Regions from separate parts of the Homo sapiens genome. Here region 2 is linked to region 1. The links are chromatin contacts, found by Hi-C or POLR2A ChIA-PET in ENCODE. All regions are on one chromosome and are shown on one strand. Each heading gives the region's core, a stretch centred on a gene start or an enhancer-like site at or near the end of the contact. The rest is flanking DNA. Distances are from core to core; before and after follow the strand shown.

What was found. Hi-C counts contacts between places; a loop is a spot of excess contacts on that map. ChIA-PET counts read pairs that join two places held with the same protein, here RNA polymerase II (POLR2A). Pooled maps may share reads with other maps.
Region 2: a pooled map shows a loop between it and region 1 (3-fold over the local background). The contact joins two enhancer-like sites. A Hi-C loop is called at or near these places in 2 of 50 pooled maps. POLR2A ChIA-PET finds 5 or more read pairs at or near these places in 3 of 52 experiments (OCI-LY7, PC-9 and activated CD8-positive, alpha-beta T cell).

What each region holds. Positions count from the first base shown.
Region 1 is chr10:122,337,863-122,345,323 of GRCh38, reverse strand. It overlaps BTBD16 (BTB domain containing 16), which reads right to left. Exons shown (of 16, transcript NM_144587.5): 16 at 7,165-7,307. The coding sequence ends at 7,239. Among named protein-coding and RNA genes, the nearest start is that of PLEKHA1, 33 kb to the left of the region's middle. Within about 2 kb of position 3,968, at least 7 of the 41 ENCODE cell types and tissues checked have a DNase peak (open chromatin) inside an H3K27ac peak, as active enhancers do.
Region 2 is chr10:122,487,235-122,494,695 of GRCh38, reverse strand. It overlaps HTRA1 (HtrA serine peptidase 1), which reads right to left. Exons shown (of 9, transcript NM_002775.5): 2 at 5,695-5,794; 3 at 5,070-5,274. Among named protein-coding and RNA genes, the nearest start is that of HTRA1, 29 kb to the right of the region's middle. RefSeq lists an enhancer at 1-239. Within about 2 kb of position 3,280, at least 4 of the 41 ENCODE cell types and tissues checked have a DNase peak (open chromatin) inside an H3K27ac peak, as active enhancers do.

The DNA of each region.
Region 1 (7,461 bases), core at 2,719-5,218:
AGTTTTCCAAAGCAGCTGCACCATTTCACCCTCCCACTAGCAGCATATGAGTAGTCGTTTCTCTACATCCTCACCTAAACCTGTTTCAATTCCCACTCCGACTTCAGCTCTCTGTGTAAGCGTTGCTTCCCCTGGGAGGGCTCTCCTTGGGCCTTGATCCCCACACCAGGATCTAGGTCAGCTTTCTTTGCTTTATGCTCTCTGGAAACAGTGCTCCAGGCAACTGTGCTCTTCAGGGCACACAGGCATTCTTTAGTGCATATTCCACTAATAACTGTCTTTCCCCACACACTGTAGGCTCTGAGATGGCGGAGACTGTGTGTTTTGTTCACCTTCACAACCTCACCCGAAGCCTGGCCTGCAGCAGCTCACTGTAAATCTGTGGTGTGAGTAAAGTCAAGGAATGAAAGCACAAAGGTCACATGACTCATTCAAAGTCACAGAGCTCAAAGTCATGAGGAGCAGCCATAGGAGCCCTTTGTCCCACATCTGCCAAGCCCACAGGGCAGCCACTAGCCATTGAGTCCACGGAGCACTTGAAACGCGGCTTGGCCGACTCTGGGCACACCGCCTGTGAGTTAGTGCTCCTCTGCAAGGAGGAGTTAAAAAAAAAAAAAGGAAGAAAGAAACATGGCTAGAGTGACAAAGAGTGAAATTTTAAATTTTATTTCATTTTCATTTATTTAAATTTAAGTGGTTAGCGCAAGTAGAAGGAGCAAGATAAGAATAATATCAATACAGAGCTGAACTCCGCTTCCCCAGCATGGGAACCTTCCTGTTCCACAGCACGACTTTCTCCAGAAAGAAGTCTGAGGTGGCCTCAGGCTGAGCCACAGGCATGGGCACAGCCTGCCACTGAGGCTCCACTCATCGGGGGCCTGGGAAGAGACTGAGAGGCTCGGAACCCTAGAGAGTCTGCAAAGCCAGGAAGCATCCAGTTCTGGTTTCATGTTGGGTGCTGTCGTTACCTTGCTTCTTCTACTTAAGCTTATGGCAATTTAAATTTAAATTAATTAAAATGAAATAAAATTGAAAACTCAGTTTCTCAGTTAGCTCCAACCCCATTTGAAGTGCTCAAAGGCCACGCATGACTAACGGCTACATCGGATACCACATCGGATACCACATCAGATACCACATCGGATGGAGCAGATGTGGGACATTCCCATCATTGCGGAAAGTTCAGTTGGCTGGTGCTGCCCTCAGGGTCTGTCTCACAGAGGTTTCTTCTGTCTCTCTCTCCTCCAGGAGAACCTCCTTCTATACCCGCCAGCTCTCAAGGCCTCAGGGCCCAGAGGCCCAATTCCCCATATCCTACACCTACCCCCGTGTGCAAGCAGGGCCTGGGACTTCTGGTACCCAGGTCATCCCTGGGAAGCTCACTCTTCTCCCCAACAGCATGGCGAACCCCAAACAGTAGCCTAGGCTTACAAGAGCAAGAACAAACTCTCTCCTCCCCGGTATTACAAGATGCTCCAGTCTCCCGGATGCAAAACCCTATAAAGAGGGGCGAGGAAAAACCTTCTCCTACTCTTTCCAATTCATTCCCATTCTGATGAGCCCACGGGAAAATAAGACAGTTCCTTTCCCCAGATCCTCCTCCTTCTGGTTCACAGGCTCAACAACTCACATCTGTTCTTTCGTATTCACAGAATTTGAGAATCTGATGATTGCAGCTGGAAAGACTGCAGAGAGCACCTGGGTCAACCTTTTCATTTTGCATAAAGGGAAATAGGCCCAGAGAAAGAAAAGGGACTGTCCCAAGATCGCACAGCAACCATTTTGACCTTCAACAAGTACTCCCTGACTCCAAGCAATAAGGGTGAAAAAATAAGGAATAAATTGTATAAAGCACGTATTATGTGGTAGGTGCTTTACAAAAAACATCAACTTATTTAATTTTTACCATGAGTTTGATTGCCTATCTCAGATCAGTCTCTGAGGCTCAGAGAGGTTAGATGGCTTGCCTAAGGCCATACAGCTGATAAGGGGCAGCGCTGAGACTCAAACCCAGGTCAGTTGTACTCTAGAACCCGAAAGACTTGGTGTGCACCAAATGAGTCCAGGGCCATCTCCCCCGTTGGAGGGGAGGGGATAGGAGGTGAGCGGCTAGGAGGTGAGCCAGAAGGGCATCAGGAGAAGTGAACGAGGCGTTTCAGACATGGCACATAAGAGGTTTCGTTAACCAGTGCTCATGGCCACTGCTTTGGGCATTGGGACTTTGGGCTTTAAAATTCAAGTTCTCCCTTGAATCTCTACGAATTTCTCCCTTGTAAGAAAAGCTTGTAAAATTATTTTAAGATTTTTTTGTCTCAAGACTAACACTTCTCAAGTTCAGAGATTTTATGATGTGCATACTGTGGATGTTTGGATAAACAGAGCCTCTCCCAGGACGAACAGCTCCACTTTCAACCACAAAGCAAGGGGACTCCCTGCTGTAAAACGAGTTTTTAGGTTGCAAATTTTTGCCACTAAAATTTTTGAGGTGGACCATGCCCCCTAGTGGAAAGGGGTGGACTGTGAATTATGGCTCACCCACAGGAGGGGCCTCATTACTAAGTTCTGTTTATTTCATATTCTAGGAAATCAGTTTTGCTTTGTTTCGAATCAGCCAGTGTGGTGAAATCAATTCACAGGTTTTTTGTTATTGTTTGGATTTTGTTTTGGCACTGGGTAAGGAAGACAATTGGGTGTATGGAGCACAGTAAGAAACCCTGCTGTGGAATTGACACACAGATCAGTTTCTGGATGTGATCCACAGACACCCTGCATCAGCATCCCCCAGGAAGCCTGTTATAGTGCAGATTTCTGAGTGTCTCTCAGACTTCAAAATCAGCCTCTCTCAGCCGGGGCCCAGGATCTGCGCAAGCACAAAGTCCCAGGTAATTCAGATGCATATTCAGTCCTAGAGCCATGAGGCTGGAACACCACCTGTGTACCGTTTCCCTCCATCCCCACCTACAAGGACAGCCCCCCATCCTTCCAGGCCCAGGTACGTGCCACTCTCCCACCCTTGCCCCTGCTCAAGTCCCCATCATAATCGAATGAGATATCATATGAGGCACACCCTGCACACCGCAGCCAGGCGCGTAGCATATGCTCCGTGCGCATTGCTTTTGAACAGATAGGTGTTCAAGAAATACTTGAATGAAACACCCTAAAACATTTCCACTCTTCTCAGTGGGCCATCAGGGGAAATAGAAACAGATAGGCCTGTGGCCAGGCCTGAGCTGGACTCCCAACTCTGCCACACTGAGGAGACTTGGATGAATAAATTTACTTTCTCTGGGCCCAGACTGGAGTGCAGTGGTGCAATCTCAGGTCACTGCAACCTCCACCTTCCTGGTTCAAGCAATCCTCCCACCTCAGCCTCCCAAGTAGCCGGGATCACAGACATGCATCACCAAACCCAGCTAATTTTTGTATTTTTAGTAGAGACAGGGTTTCACCATGTTGGCCAGGCTGGTCTTGAACTCTTAACCTCAGGTGATCCACCCACCTTGGCCTCCCAAAGTACTGAGATTACAGGTGTGAGCCACCATGCCCGGCCTCAGCTTCCTTCTTATCAGACATGGAAAATACACCTACTTCATGGGGTCGGGAGGATTCAGTGAGACGGTGCTTACCAAGCATTTTCCCACCAGAATCATTACTCCACCTTGCTGGGGCTCCATTTCCCCCTTGTACAATTAGGAGGTGGAAATGACATCACAGGGCCCCTCCCTGACACTCCAAGTCCTACTGTCTCTAGTACCTTCCTGTTGCCCAAGAGGAAGGGGAGGCAGCCCAATCCTTCAATCCTTCCCTTTTCCTTTTGGGGCTGCCTTCCTCCTGCCACCCCAGCCCCCCGCAGGTTTTGGGGCTGCCTTCCTCCTGCCCGCCCCAGCCCCTCCCTAACATTCCCCACTCTGCTTTACTGCTCACCTTACAGACACATTTTTGGCATCGCTCCTTGGCAAGTTTCTCCCACTCTTGCAAACTCCTGGCGCATGAGTTTACGTATTTCAAATACCTAACCGTTGTTTCCCCTAGAGACCGGGCAATCATTCATGTTTCAGAGACGCTTCCAAACAACCTCTCCTCTCTTAGACATCTGCAGATTTGCTTGTCAGTGTTTTTAGTTCTTGTCATCCCTGTTATCCTACAGAACTGTGGTAAAATGCCACAAGGTTGCATTTTTTCTTGAGCCAGTAACACCAAGCCCCCAGGCGTCTGCACAGGGACTGGTCCATAAAGAGGCCTTACATACAGTGCTGCCTGCGGGGCTCACAGCCCCTGAGAGGGAGGCAGAGGGGTAAGTTTATGTCCCTTTTAAAGATAAGAAAATGACAGTCATGGAAGGTAAGTGACAAGTGACTTTTCTGATGCCCCGCAATTTGAAGGTGAAACAAATACACCATCTCCTTCCTCCGCAAACACTGTGCTCGCTATGAAAGAAATCATCCTGTTATCCTGTTTAACTTCCCCCGCATTCCCTGCTTTTTTTTTTTCTTTTTTTTTTTTTTTTAATTGAGACAGGGTTTTGCTCTGTTGCCCAGGCTGGAGTGCAGTGGCACAACCGCAGCTCACTGCAGCCTCAACTGCCTGGGCTCAAATGATCCTCCCACCCCAGCCTCTCAAGTAGCTGGGACTACAGCTGCCCACCACCATGCCCGGCTGAGTTTTATATCTTTTGTAGAGATGGGGTTTCACCATGTTGCCCAAGCTGGTCTTGAACTCCTGGGCTCGAGGGATCCACCCACCTCAGCATCCCAAAGTGTTGGGATTACAGGCATGAGCCACTACACCCTGCCATCCTGTTTAGCTCTCTCAAGAGAAGAATGAGGCTCTGAACTGCAAATCCCATTTTAAATGGAAAGAAAACTATAAATGCACCTAAAATTCCTCCTGGAAGGTCGCCTACCAAACATCTCAGTGTCAGCAGTCCCAGGCTGTTTGATTTTCTTCTTTGTATTTTCTCCCTTTTCTGTGACAACATGTATTATTTTATTGAAGTAACGTTTAGTTTTTAAAAAGTAAAAAAGTGAAACCATCATGTTATTTGAAAATAAACTACATCTCCCGGTGAAAACCTGGATGAATCTCTTAAATGTGATGTTGAACAAAAGCGTGCAGGCATGAAAGAGTGTGCACTGTCAGATTGTTTGCAAGATATTCAAACTAAAGGGCCAAACTAATTCATGGAGATGGACGTCGGTGTTGTATTCACCTTGGGGGGTCCACTGGGGGTGTCTGGGGTGCTGGTTATGTTCTTTTTGTTTTTGATCTGGGTGCTGGTTATATGGGTGTGTTCACCTCATGACAATTCACCAAGCTCTATCATAAATTTGTGTGGGTTGATTTTGGTTTTTTAAAACATTGAATCAAAATACTATTTATCTGTATTACTAAGTATTTCGGTGCCCCTTTAGGTTATATGCCCGAGCAAGTGCCTCGCTTGCCTCACCCTAGACCCCGCCCGGCAGGGATGGGAAGAATCATTGAGGCTGTGTTATCCAATCATCCACCCCACTGAGCCACATCTGCCAACTCATCAAAACCCTTTACATTAGGGACTAACCTGGAAACATAAACTAGTCTAGGGGTTTCAAACAATCAATATAATACAGAGAACTGGTTCCCAGATGAAGTAAAACTCAAGAAGCTAAGCAGGGAATGAGACGACCCAGAGACTGCAGTGAAGGAAGTCCTCACTGCCCCAGAGCCTGGAGGGACACAGGGACGAGGTGGTATCAGAACCAGAAGCAGGGACCTTTGATGGGTGCTGAAACCCTGGCAGGAGGCTATGGGCATGAGCTGGGGCACAAGCTGGGCAGCGGAGGAAGGAGACACAGTTACTGCTGGAAAACGTCCTCTGAGCCCAGAGGGTACAAACTACCCAGGCCTCTCCTGTTCTCTCTCTTCCAAGCTCCCATCTCCACCTCTCATTGACTGGACATGGCCGGAAGCAAGCCGGTGAGGCAGCCTGGGAAACAGGGCTTGGGGAAGGGCGGGGAGAACCTGCCAACAGGCTCCCAACACCCAGTTCCTTTGCGCCTCCCTGCCAGGTCACACTGCACAGATTCCTCTGCTGGGAAGGAGGCTCCCTCAGCTGTGTCTGACTCTAAGGTGATTGTTAGACTAAACTTATCCACCTCACTGTCTGCAGAGCGTCATCGACTCTCCATCACTTTTCCAAAGACAATGGGTAATACAGTGTGGTGGACACACCCTCAGGTGACCCCTTGTATAATTCTCTCCCCTTGGGTGTGGGTGGAGCGTGTGACTTCCTTCTAGTCCAGAGAGTAGGGCAGAGGGGAGGGGCTGCCACTCCTATGATTACCTTACATTATATAAGATGCTACCTTAGCAGACTAGAGTGAGAGATTCTTCTGCTGGCCTTGAAGAAGCAAATAGCCATGATTTGAAATGTCTGTAGAGAGTCACATGGCAGGGAACTGCAGGGCGCCACTGGGGCCTGCGCAACCTTCTCTCTACCCCAGTAGCAGCCGGGGCCCTTGGTCATACAGCTGCAAGAAAATGAATCTGCCAACAACCTGAACGCGCTCGGACATGAATTCTCCCCGCCATCTCTTCAGATGAGAAGACAGCCTGCCTGCCACTAAACCGTAGTCTTATGAGGCCCTGAGTATTGGTCCCAGTGAAGCTACCCCTGAATTCCTCAACCATGAAAACTGAAGTAATCAATGTGTTGTTTTAAGTCACTAAATTTGTGGTCCTTTGTGACACTGCAATAGAAAATAAATAAAGTGGGAAGGAAGGCTCTCTACTTCTCTCTTTCCAAACTGCAGAGCTTCAGTTTTAAAGGTGGGATAATAAATAAGTCACTCTGTACTTAAGAATCACTTCCTTCCCCTCCTATCTCTTGTTCTGTCTGAGCCCAAACTGCCAGGGACGATTGGCAGGCATGTTGTTCTGTGTAGCAGGCAGAGCTGCATTTAAGGGAAGTCTTCCATGCTCCTGGCTGCAGTCTGTTGCCACTGCTGTTGCTTCCCTGGTGCTGGGAGAGGGCAAAAAGTCAGGGCTGGACTCAGGGTTCTGTGGGGCAGGGCTGGTAAATGCACTCTCGGGTCTGGCACGTTCCACCCTCAAATGATACAAATGTGGACAAAAGTTCGAACAAGACCATAATGAACTAGGAAAGGCAACGGAATGCTTGAGTGCTCCCTTTTATGTCATTTTATTTTCTTTTATGCAGACCAGTGGGGGGAAAATCCCATAGATTCTTCTGGAAACTGTCAAGATGCTGGGAAGATGAATGCAAAACTTACATAGATTGGGATGCCCACAGTTTGGATTTTCAAGGTCTAAAACATGAAAAAAAACAAAGTGAATGTGACTTTTAGGATGAACACAATTGCCCCCCAGAAGGGGAAAGAGGAAGGACTAACAGTTGTAGAAAATGCTGGCTCTCAACTATGGTTGCACATCAGAATAACCTGCAGAGGTTATTTGAAATAA
Region 2 (7,461 bases), core at 2,031-4,530, 150 kb before region 1:
GGTCTGTGGGTGCCATCTGGCCCAAAGGTGGCCGTGGGGTTGGGGGGGTGGCGCAGGCCTACAGGGGAGGGAGGAAAACCACCTCACAAGCCTCAACAAGGCCGTTTCCAAATATTTACCTGGTTGTTGGCGTCAGGGAAAAGCACCCACGGGAAAGCTCACTGTTTCACCAGCGCTTTCCGTTACCAAAGACCATAGACCTGCTGTAGCCCTGACAGGACCACGTGTCCATCAAACTCCAAGCAGGCAAAGCCGGGAGGCAGGGGCATCTGCAGCCAGCCTTCTGCAGGGTCATTTCCTCATTGAATATAGGAGGGAAGCTCGATGCAGGAGCCCCGGGTGCCTTCCCCTCAATTCCATCCATGTGGCGGGTGCCCTTGCTTCCTCCGGGGCAGACAGCTGTGAACGTCCTACTCTGAACAAGGTTGCCAAGCACCTCCTACCTGAGGACCGACAGCCGGATGTGCCCCCAACCCCGCAGTCCAGCTGCAGAGATGAACTTCATTTGACAAATGAGTGAGGCGACTCTAAATTGTGATAAATAGACGAGGAGGGAAAAACCAAGAGTGGAATGCAGTTGTCCCTGGGGTGATGTGTCCCCAAAGTGAGGCAGTGGAGTTGAGGGGACTGGGGCATGGGGCGCTACCTCACACAGCGGGGTGGGGAGAGATGTCTAAGGCAGAATTTAATCAGAGGCCTGAAGGACAGGAAGGTTGGCTGCATGAGGAGCTGGAGAGGGGCGCTCCTGGGAGGGGAACAGCCAAGGCCCCAGGGGACAGCCCTGGCCTGTGGGAAGCAACCAAGGAAGGGGTGTCTGAGCAGAGCAGGTGGGGGTGGAGAAAGGAGGGGAGGAGGGGAAGGGGAGGAGGGGCAGAGAGAGTGAGGGGTGCCCAATCAGGTGGGGCCCTCAAGGTCCTGGTAAGGAGTTCAGATCTCTCTCAGAACAGCAGGAAATCTGCAAAGGCTGTATATAAGATGGGAAGGACATGATTCCAAAGATGCTTTTCTCCAAGTTTCTTAATCAGCACAGCTGGACAAATAGCTGTAGCTAAAGTAACTTTCCCTCCTACCTTCTTCAATACATCCCATTACCTCTGCCTTGTACTCCAGCCTGAAGAAACCAAACTGCTCTCTTTTTACTTTTCTCTCTCCCTGTCCCCACCCCTGCCCCAAACTGCTCAGGAAAAAAAAACCCCGCAGGGACAAAATGCCACCATTGGATGAAAGCTTGACATATGCTGCGCACAGCCAGTGGCTCATGTTAAACGCATTTGGAAAGAGTTTGTAACTGAAGCTGAACTAGTCTGCCCTCAAAGCTGCTTTCTATTAACATGTTTACACGCACACTGTCCCGACTTTCTGCAGCTGGGATTCCCTCCCCAGGCAGGCTGGCCCCAGTCGTGGGTCCCAAGGAGAGGGGAATTTCAGATTTGGGCAGAAGCACAGAAAGGGATGCCTGGCCGGGGCTGCAGGTGGACACCTTCTCACCTCCTGCTTGGAGGGAGACAGCAGGGCAGGCAAGAGGGGGCTGGTCCGTGATTGTCTCCCAAAAGCTCTTCCGGGTCCCAAGACTCAGCAGGCAAAGTGAGCGCACATGTGTCTGCTCAGCAGTGAGAAGCAGAAAAGGAGTCATTTGGTCACAAGCCCAGAAACATCTCTGGCAACTTCAAGCCACTGGAGATGTGAGGGGAGCTCCAAGAATGGGAGGAAAAGCAGATATTAAACTGGACTCACAAAGTGCAAGAACTCAGGCAGTGCTGGGGGCTCAACAGCAGGGGCTACAGCAGCTTCACCATGTTAGTCTCTGTGGGTGGCATCCAGCTTCACTTTGCGATTCCAAGGGGAGCCTCTGCTTGCCCTAACTGGGTCCTGTGTCCACTCCTTGGCCACAGAGGGTAGGACACCATGACTGATGGTCCCACCTACGCTGTCCGATGATGGACATGTGAAATGCCGGCTGTTGCTGCCAGAAAAGGGGGTAGGTGAGTGGCAAGTGGACAATGACCACAGATGTCCGTGGCAATTCTTATTTCACTGAAAGTCTCAAGAATATCACGTTTACAGCCACGCGCAATGGCTCACACCTGTAATCCCAGCACTTTGGGAGGCTGAGGCAGGTGGATCACCTGAGGTCAGGAGTTTGAGACCAGCCTGGCCAACATGGCAAAACCCGGTCTCTACTAAAAATACAAAAAGTAGCCAGGCATGGTGGTGCACGCCTGTAGTCCCAGCCACTCAGGAGGCTGAGGCAGGAGAATCACTTGAGTCCTGGAGGTGGAGGTTGCAGTGAGCGGAGATGGCGCCACTGCACTCCAGCCTGGGCAACAGTAAAACTCTGTCTCAAAACATAAAAATAAAATGAAATAAACATGTTTATGAAGGACAACGGGGGCCCCTCCAAGTGAAATCAGGATGCCAGGGGAGGAGCTGGGCCCAGATGATAAGCCACCGAGTTAGTCACTGGGCCCACGGACGCGGCAGGCAGTCTCACCAGCTTCACTGGGTTACTCTTAAATGGCTTTGCAGGAGGCTGGGCCACAGTCTCATATGACAAGGAGCCGTGTAGGTGATTTTCATTCCTCAAGCACAGTTTCTGCTGGTTCTGTTCTGCCTTCTCGGTTTTCCTGATCTCTTTCATCCTCTTTGTTATCCCTAAGATGACACAAAGCAAGGCCAGCCAGAGCTTCCCCCGAAATAACCCATCATCAAAACAAGGGAACAAAAGAGAAAAAGCTGGAAGAGATGCTGTTACTCTCCCTACTTTCAACTACTATCAGCAAAAAAAAGCAGTTTAGTCAGTGGAAACCAGTCTTTTGTGTGGGTGTCTGCAATTTAATATCCTTTCATTTCCAATTCCATTTTGAAAAGCCACATCAGTTCAATTTTAAATTTCAAGCACCCTTTCTTGGGGGGCTTGAAACACATGTCAAACAGCATGCTGCTGGCTGAAGAGCTAAACTCCCAAGACAGCAGGAGTCAGGTCAGACACACTCTGCAAAGCTCGTCTATTGAGATCGTTCACGTCTTGCCAGGACATGCCAGGGATGGCACGAGGAGACAGTCTCCACCTTGGCTCAAAATTGGAAAAGAATATCCCCCGGCCAGAAGCAGCCGCACGGTATGTGCCCACGCATTCCAAACACGAAGTTACGCAGTGGGGGCGGCGTCCAGGCCAGCGCCTCGCCTGCACACAGCCCATGCCCTGCTGCTGGCTGCCTCCCAAAGCTCCATGAGGCTGAACAGGTCCCACGCGTGGCCACAGGCTGTGCTATTCTGACTGGCTCCTTCCGGTGAGACTACCACATCCTGGATACCTTTCTAGCAGCCTGTTCCTAAACCAGATGCACCCGCCTTCCCATGGGCTGTTTAAGGTCAAGCTGTCCCATCAAACCACGGGGCCGGCCTCTATCCCTCCAGCAGTAGCCATGGGCTGCCTTAGGAGGGCAGGGTCATGAGGTGTTTGCTGTGTGGCCTCACACAGGTTACTAGACTTCTCTGAGCCCCTGTTTCTTCTTCTCTAAAATGGGGATAACACAGCTATTATGCAGATTAGGTGAAAAAGAATGAAGGCAGAGGCTGGCCCAATAATCCTGTGACCAATAAACACACTTTGAAAGATTAGTTGTCGCTAGAAATTCCACAGTGACCTAATAGAAATAACACACAACTGCAGCCTCACTCAAGGCCAGTTACACACACCGGGCACAGAGCCTATATCTACCCAGAGCCTCTTCGGCCATGCCTGGCCACCCAGCCATAGAGAAGCTACAGGAACATCGGGGAAGGAGGGTAGTAAATGTGTTAGCTGGTGGTTTTCTGAAGACTGGCCGTAAAGGAGCCTGAGCTGGGCAGCAACTTGATGTTATAAAAAGACGGAGAAGGAGACCCGGAATCCTACCACCCAAACAGCACACGCAGAGTTGTTTCCAGAAGGAGGTGTAACCAGCGTGCCACTGAACAGCACAAACAGCCAGATTAATTCCACGCTTGTCTGGAATTACTCAGCCCACACCCAGGTAAAGCGAGGCAAGCAGAGGGCTGGACAAGAGACCCCACCTGGCTCAGCCTCTGGTCTTTTCCTTGGTCAGAGGCAGGATTCCAGCCTCCTCTGATTGTTCCCTCCATCTGAAGTCTAGAAAATTATAAGGATGTGAAGAAACTGGAAACCACGCTTTCACTGAACATGCCACACAGCAAACAAAACCTCTCTCATCGACGTGTCGAGTGGGGGTTTTTGATGAGTCAGTAAGAAATGGATATTGTCCCAGACATGAAGACTTTGCTAAGCAAATCAACAGAGCAAAAATGATTGCAAAGAGAATATTTAAATAGAAAGCATTTTCAAATACAGCATTTCCCAAACTGATTTTGGTATGTCTCAGTTCTGCCTGCCCCCACAAAAAGCTGTATACTCAAATGATTATAATTTGGGCAAATAGTTCAGTCAACACCCTTTTGTAGGCAAGCCACGTGCACACTAGCATACTAAAAGCTCTGAGAAGGTCTGGAAAGAAGAAATCCATTAGCTCTGTTTTAATTCAAGTTTTCCAAGATGTTTAAAGTACGAAACATTCTTTTGAAACACATCTCATAACCCCGCAAAACCCCAATTTGGGAGAGCTGGTTTGTTTTCAAAGTAACTGTTGACAAGTTAAGGATGGCTCAGTCTAAAACCCAGTAAATTCTATGTTCATTGTGAACGCATGATGTATCTGTGGAGGATAAATAAAATCTGTAACAAGAGTTGCCACAGGATTGGGAATGGGAAGGAGAATCAATTTTCACTACTTACCTACTAATTTCTTTACAAATCTATTGCTTTCTTTGACAAACATTTAAAACATTATTTTAAAAACTTTTATCTGGCTCCTTACAGAAGTTTTCCTGAGCCCCTTCCTCTCCCACACCCCCAGGCCATACTCAGCATCTCCTCAAGGCCCTCCTGTGACTGGCTCAGACTGGCTTCAGTGCCCCCCGAGAATCAGCTGCAATCAGAGAGCTCTGGTGCCTTTGCCAAGGGTGTTCCGGGGCATCTGAGAACTCACCTCTGCAGGCGAGAACACCCTTACCTGGTGGTCAATTTTGATGAGTGCGATGTCTGCTTTCTCATCCACATCCTTGATTTTGGCTTCGTAAGTGGCACCGTTCTTCAGCTCAACTTTGACCCGGTGCTTGTTGGTCACCACGTGGGCATTTGTCACGATCAGTCCATCTTCCGACACAATAAACCCAGACCCACTAGCCACCGGCACCTCTCGTTTAGAAAACGGAAGCCTAAAATCCAAAGGAGTACACACTTAAGCCTGTAGCACCTTAAAATGAACGCTTCAACGCATTGATTAATGGGTTGTGCAACAGCCACACACACCTAGCCATCGCTCCTTTATATATCGGGCTTAGCATTTAAACACTAAACATCCTGCCAATTTTTTGCATGCATCAAAAACTTCCACTTACAAAATATTCTTAGAGAATCTCTTCAGAGCCCGAGGTTCTTTAAACATTCAGAAGGGTCAAGAATGTAGATTTATATAGTCGAATAGGGAAAATGTTCTAAGGGAGACACACTTATCTTAAGTAGGAAGATATTCAGTGACACTTTGACACTTTAATGTATCTCAAAAATAGCTCTCATGTTTTGCTAGTGGCGGTGAAAGCTTCGGAGGTTATAGGAAAAAGGAAGGCTCTCTTTACTTGCGAAACAATTCGATATGAACCACGGCAGGGGCGATCTTCTCCACCACGTCCGCGATAAAGTTATATTTATGGCGCAAACTGTTGGGATCTTCCTGCCCTGAGAACAAAAGCAAAGAATAGATACTTAATGACACTCTGCTGTGGCCACCTAGAGAAAGACATGGGTTAGAGGAAGCCAAGATGCATGCCCAGCCTTTGGAATTCTGAAGGCGGAGTGAGCGCAATTCCCCCACCTGGGCTCAGCTGCAAATGTCCATCCACCTCCCAAGGGAGTGCCCACCCAGGTAAGGCAGTAAAATCCACTAATGATAACCTCTTTGCTCAGGTTCACCACAAAAACGTTGAGCAGAGGCACCAGCAAATGCTTCAACCTCACACCAGCCTTTCCAAGAAGCTGATGGCCCAAGTTTGTTTTTTGTTTTTTTTCAGTTTATTTTTAGATGGAGTCGCACTCTGTCACCCAGGCTGGAGTGCAATGGCGCAATCTTGGCTCATCACAACCTCCACCTCTCCGGTTCAAGCGATTCTTCTGCCTCAGCCTACTGAGTAACTGGGATTACAGGCACCCACCACCTTTGTATTTTTGTATTTTTACTAGGGACCGGGTTTCACCACGTTGGCCAGGCTGGTCTCGAACTCCTGACCTCAGGTGATCCACCTGCCTCGGCCTCCCAAAGTGCTAGGATTACAGGCGTAAGCCACCACACCCAGCCAAGGGTCCCTTTTTGATGTGGCATCACCCTCTGCCTGCGTCCCTTCCCTGAGTCCCCACCATTACAAAGAAGCAACAACCCTCCTGAGAAACACCGCAGGAGCAAAGAGCACCGGGGCTTTTTCTAGGAGAGGCCCACCAGACGGGTACATCTGAGATTATTACGAAGAAACACGAAGGCAAAGGGGCAGCTCCTATCTTTCCCACTGACACCCCAAGGCAAGCTGAGGCCATCGTCTGTCCCCAAAGCAGTTTCCGCCATGCCTTAACCACACGTTCCAACCCTGCCCGGGACATCCCAGACAAAAGGCATAAGAGGTGCCTTAAGACTGTGGGTGAGAAAAAGAGAAAAATCAAACAACTGTAATGCTTTATACCTACAGTCATGCACCACATAACGTTTCAGCCAGCCGCGGACCATAACACCATTGTTTTTACTATACCTTTTCTATGTTTGAATACACAAATACTCACCATTGTTACAACTGCCTACAGTATTCAGTACAGTAACCTACTGTACGGGCGTGCATCCTAGAAACAACAGGCTCTGCCATCTGGCCTAGGTGTGGAGTGGGCTCTGCCATCTAGGTTTGCGTAGGCACACTCTGTAACATTCCCACAGTGATGAAATCGCCTAACGACGCATTTCTCAGAACGTATCCCTGTTGCTCAGTGATGCATGACCGTTTATATTACAGTGAGTGGCCCCACGTGGTGGGCGTTTCCAAAGCTACTTTCAACAAAGCTGTCACATGTCCCGATGTGAGGCTCTCACCCAGCAGGGCTACAAGTTAGTTTCCATCAACCAGAGGCACATACCCAAGGTAACTGATTCAGAAACGGACTGCTAGAGATTCAGGGTCCTGGGCTCCCATTTTCGTGGCACGGGTGGTGGCAGAGGCAGTGTGTCCCTGGAAGTGCAGCCTTAGCCTACTACTCCGGCTCCTAATCTTGCCACCTGCTGCTACCTCTTAACAAGTCTCTGCTAAAGCAGGCTGGAGAGGTTCCAGGCTGGTCTGCAGCTGAGAGCCATGCACCCCATTCTTCCCCCT